Regions from separate parts of the Homo sapiens genome. Here region 1 is linked to region 2. The links are chromatin loops, found by intact Hi-C in ENCODE. Cell type or tissue: PC-3. All regions are shown on one strand. Links, peaks and the distances in the headings refer to the core of each region. The heading gives the core; the rest is flanking DNA. Region 1 overlaps SKAP2 (src kinase associated phosphoprotein 2). Region 2 overlaps SKAP2 (src kinase associated phosphoprotein 2).

Region 1 (2,808 bases), core at 213-2,712, 67 kb after region 2:
TTGGTCTCACTGGGAGCTGCAGACCGGAGCTGTTCCTATTTGGCCATCTTGCCTGGGAATCCTACTACATAACTTTTATACATGTCTGAGAAAAAAAAAACTAAAAGTGGAGACAAGTATAACAACTGTTTAGATAAGTCTTACTTAATAATATTTCAAAGGAAATAAAATTATAACTCCTCTCAGGAACCTTCTAGTTATGATCTATAACACAGCAGTCATTTTATCTTATTGTTTATATTAGACGGTATGGTATAAATTTCATCCAACAAAAGCAAAGCAAGTATTGTTCCTGTGAGATAAGTGTTACAACTTGTTAATATGCCACCTTTCCCTAGGTGTAGCTAGTGATAATAAAGGTTTTAGATGATAATCAGTCTAGGACTCAAACCTAAAGGTACACTCGCCTATTGTAATCAAAGAGCCTGGTTTCTAAAACTTTTCTTCCAGACTTGACAACAAAAACAAATTTGAACTGTTGTCCAAATTTAGCCTTGGTTTAAAGGGAAGAGAAGTCAACAAGTTGAATCCAATAAGACCTATCTACTGTACATCTAATGATACGTAGGGGATGTAACTGATATTCACAAAGTTATAGTGAACTTGTGATACCAGTGGATAGGCACAAAATCTAGGCCGGAGTCAGCTGCATATGTATATTTTATATAGTATGTTATAGGAATATGCATGCTTGTGTAATAAGTAGAAGAGTATATACTTACATAATTTAATAAAATATTCATATTTATATAGCTGTCTTTATGTCTGCAATTTAATATTTACTTTCTTTACCTATAAAACAGGAATTTACAAGCTGTTGGTTAATAAATGTATGAACCTGACAAAAGTACCACTGATTTAGTAGATTTTGAAAACAATAACTATTGTGTATAAAGCAAAAATCAATATTTTTATAGAAAATAAAATGGTCAAAGTAAAAGCTGATGCACTTTTATGCAGGTTATTCTTTGAATATGTAGCTAAAAGATGATACCAGAAAACCAGCCAAGAGAAAGTTATACTGAATAACAAACGGGTTTGGACATAGGCAGGTATGGGCACAAACTATCTGAGGGCAGGACCACTAAAGTTTTATTCATCTTCCTATTCCTATCGCCTGGAAGATCATTATTTAATAAATGCATGTTAAATAAATAATGGTTATTAAATACAGACATGTACTATGGGGATTATACTTTATACCAAAAGATTAATTTTAATTTTTATGCCAAATTGTAATAACTATGGTGAGCTATAAAGGCAAATTTTTCCCTCAGAAGGAAATAAAACTTTCATTTAAGTCAATAAACACTATATAAATATCAGAAAAACCAAAGCATATTGAATTTTTTGGTGTGCAGCACTTTGTTTTTTCACCTTTTATTTTAGGTTCGGGGGTACATGTGTAGGTTTGTTACAAGGGTAAGTTGTGTGTCACTGGGGTTTGGTGTACAAATGATTTCCTCACCCACGTAGTGAGCATAGTACCCAATAGGTAGTTTTTTGACCCTCACCCTCCTCCTACTATCCCCAGTCAAGTAGGCCCCACTGTCTCCTGTTCTCATCTCTGTGTTCATGTGTACTCAATGTTTAGCTCCCACTTACAAGTGAGAACATAGGGTATGTGGTTTTCTGTTCCTGTGTTAATTTGCTTAGGATAATGGCCTCCAGCTGCATCCAAGTTGCTGCAAAGGACATGATATCATTTTTTATGGCTGCATAGTATTCTGATATATACGTACCACCTTTTCTTTATCCAGTCCACTGTTGAGGGGCATCTAGATTAATTCAATGTAGTTGCTATTGTGAATAGTGCTTGTATGCAGCACTTTACAAAGCATTTGGCAAACATTCAAATGGTCACAAAAAATTCCAAGTGAAACTCAATCCACGTGTGTGTTTGTTTTGTGGGAACCAAGTATTTTTATGGCCTGTAACTTTAATTGGTGGAAGTTATAAAATATCACTTTAGAGTTATACATGTTCATTCTGCTGTTCATAGAATCTGGAATATTTAATTAATAAACTTTTAGCACTAATGGGAAATTTTACATTCTTACAATAAGGCTGAGTCCAGTGAGATCGCTAACTCTGTTATACCTGCCTTTATGTAGTTTTATTAGATAAATCCAGTGATGGTCTTGAAGATCCAGTCTGTTATCTATAAAATACATTCCCACATAAGATGAAGATGATATTTTCCAGAAATACACTCTGCATGGTTTGGCACTGAAACTCATTTTAAACTCCCTGAAACAAATGAGCTAATTCAGGCATGTAATTATGTAGGTCTACAACTAGCAGCCACACAACATTACTGCATGCACCCTTACTGTGGCTGTTACTTACAGATTGGCTGAGGATATCAGAAGACTAGAATGAGATGCCATTTTACATTTTTCTCTTCCTATCTCTCCATTGAGGATATAAAGGTGAAAACCTTCTTTTTTCCCATTGCTGGTTATCGGAATTGAGATTTATTGCCCTTCTGAGGATGAAGGCAAGATAATTTGTATTAAGTTAGCATTTGCCTTAGGTATTTCTTGGTATGTTACAGGCTTTTCTCAGTTACATTCATTCTGCATCTTCCAGCTAATACATTTCCAAAGGAACATCAACAAATGCCAGTTTAATAAAGCGATTCTACAACTGGATAGCAGGATAAAGTGCTAGGCACCTTCCCACAATTTCTCCCTTTTTCTTCTCCAACTAAACCTCCTAACTTCAATTTCTGATAACTTTATTTCAGAATAATATGTATTTTCACACGGTCTCCATCTCACATCCACAAGGCATGAGTCATTATTC
Region 2 (2,808 bases), core at 174-2,673:
TTTGCCCCTTCCATTTTTCTTCCAGTTGAAAGGCAGCTTGCAAATGGAAAAATCATCTCCCATCACCTCCCTCCCAGAGACTAAATGTGATGAAAAAACAGAGTTAGGCTAAGCCCTGAAGCAAGCAGGGCTGAGAGCAGCTTCAATCCTAGCCAGGAGCCTAAGAAGATTGATTAATCCTGAATAAGATAGCTATAGTTTCTTACCAGATATGACTGCAGTAAGACATGAAAAATACAGCAAATTAAAGCACTTTTCGTAATACGAAAGAATGGCACTCTCAAAATATGAATTTCCACGTACCTATGAGTGGCTGTGCACAGACTTTCAGAATTGTTTTTAAGAAGTTTTCAATTCTAATGTAAGAGATATCTTCTTGACATACAGACTAATTTATGATAAAATAGGTTATAATGGCTGAAGAGAAAAGATGTGCTAGAACTAGTATATTTCTGTAGAAAGGGGCTGCCAAAAGAAGCAAGGTAGAACCTGCAGGGGGAAGAAGGGGAGGTTAGGCATGTAAAACTCATCTGATGGAGGTCTTGATGCTCATTCTTGCAAAATAGCATTTGCTGTCCTTCAAAGTACGTAAGAATAAAAATTTGAGCTCAAAAACCAACACACTTGCTCAGTTTTGGCCCCCTAAAGGGATAGGTTGAACTCTCATTTACAAAGTTTCTCTTACTTGGATTCCAGAAATAAAGCCAACATCAACAAAATGTCTGCTCTTATGTAAAAGAGCCAGAATATTTTTAATGTACATGGCAGGCAAACCAGATCTTACTTTTTTAAGGTCTCACCCACAGTGTCCCAGAGTAGCAGATGAAGTAAATTTATCCACTCTGGGAGGACAAATCCCTGCCACCTTAGGGGCCTAGGGTCTAGGCAGTGCCAGAGCTCCAAAACTAGCCTCTAGCCTATTTTCCAGTATGACGAAACTTTCTTGTTTTCTCATCCCCAAATAACAACTGATTTTTTTTAAAGTTAAATATGAGATTTTATAAACTTTTCCTAGCACTTTTAGTTAAAATAAATGTTATGCCATAATTATGTATATTAAAATGCAATTTGGGATTTTATTTCCATCTAATTAAATAATGCAATCAAACATGTAAATTTAATGGCAAGCCCAACCATAGTACTTAATTAAGGGATCATTCAATGTTTATTGTCCTTGCTTAGAGTAAATCATTGATTTAAAGAGAATACACAAAATGACATATGCACTTTCCTGAACAGTCTACTTAAGAGCATAATGTTAACTATCTGAATGTAGTTTAACTGCATGACTTATTTACACCTATTCTAGCTAAATAAAAGTAGTTATCAAGCAGTGATTAAAGAATTCAGGCGGTTTTATTATAAACAACTTTATCATATGACCCTTTACTTAGCTTTGGAAAATAATTTCTGGATTAAAAAAACTCAACTAGAAAAATTATCTCAGTATAGTTCAATTTAGTGAGGAAATACAATACACTACTTGGCATGTGTCCACAGGAAAAGTCTGGCTCCCAGATGCTTCTTGCCAACCCACAGTGGATTCAACAATGTTTAAACAACTGACAACGTACACTCATAGCTCTGATGACAAAGTGGCCAAAAATTTAGCAGGAGCCTGTCTCATGGGTATTTTCATATATTGAAAAGTTAAAATCAAAACAAAACAAATCATAGGGACATACATACACACTTCACAAAAGATTCAACACAATTCAGTTAGGCTTTTTTTAAAGTAGATGTTGCCAAAATTATTTTAAAATTAACAAATAAGACATTCTGCTGCTAGAAACTCAAAATATATCAATGTTTTTTATTGTATAAGTGTTATTAAAAGTGAGAAATATAACCCTATTTGGTTACCAAAGTCCAACAATAACTCTTTCTAACAAATAGATTAACTGTCTCCATAACTCATTCATTATAATCATACTATTTATATTAATATCCATGACTCTCTAACACATGTACCCATAGCTAACAAGTGTTTTTATTAGTTTGAATAAAATGAAATTGCCAATATTTTCCTAATTTTGACCTCCCAAAACAAAATTTTATAAGAGTCAAGGGTAAAGTAAAACTTCAAACTTTTGGCACCAAATTTTGACATCAAAGTGGTAGCTTTATTTTCTTAGTTATATAATATCTATGTTTTTTTTATAACTAGCCCTCACGTGTCTCATTTAACTGAACAGTCTTCTTTCCAACCAGGAATATTCTGAGTAAAATCTATATCCTACTGCAGCAGATTCAAGTATAAACAGAATATTGTTAATATTTAATATAAAATCAGCTGTCACAAATGTAGCGAACAGTGAAAAAGCCATGATACAAATAAAATTACTTCATGTGATTTTTCCTGTTTCCAGATGACAAGTTTCTTTGAGATGATATTCTCTCTCTTAATAACAAGCAACTTCTGTCACATAATGTTTATGTCATGTAAGTTCTACAAATGAAAAGTGCAAAAACTGGTTTGACTTTCTAGGGGAGAAAATGATTGATCAGCACACAGAATAAAATAGGTTATTTAAATTAGGACTTCAGCTGATTGAAATGCCAGCCCCATTTTAAAGATATATTCTAAAGTAACCACATTAACCTAATTTAACATGACTTCAAATGCAAATATGTATTAGTCTTAGCTTATAAAACCAAAGTGTACATTTGGGTCTGGATGGATCTCTATTTGATTTAATTTTTGAGTAATTCTTTGTATATACAAATGTAATTTTTATCCTAAATAGCATTAAGCAGCTAATTGGGATAATTTGCTTCATAAATTCAGCGGCCATTTAAAATCTCTTC

The links. Peaks named below come from ENCODE experiments on the same cell type or tissue, not always from the same donor. Only the 100,000 strongest peaks of a DNase experiment are listed, where the experiment ranks them.
Region 1: it touches region 2 in a loop (1.8-fold over the local background); 1 of 110 quality-filtered maps calls a loop at or near these places.

What each region holds. Positions count from the first base shown.
Region 1 is chr7:26,770,859-26,773,666 of GRCh38, forward strand. The region is part of intron 4 of SKAP2 (src kinase associated phosphoprotein 2); the gene reads right to left. Among named protein-coding and RNA genes, the nearest start is that of SKAP2, 92 kb to the right of the region's middle. In PC-3, for the core only: no CTCF peak of the experiment used is centred there; no DNase peak of the experiment used is centred there.
Region 2 is chr7:26,704,225-26,707,032 of GRCh38, forward strand. The region is part of intron 9 of SKAP2 (src kinase associated phosphoprotein 2); the gene reads right to left. Among named protein-coding and RNA genes, the nearest start is that of LINC02860, 68 kb to the left of the region's middle. In PC-3, for the core only: no CTCF peak of the experiment used is centred there; a DNase peak (open chromatin) is centred at 1,547; H3K27ac peaks cover 505 bases.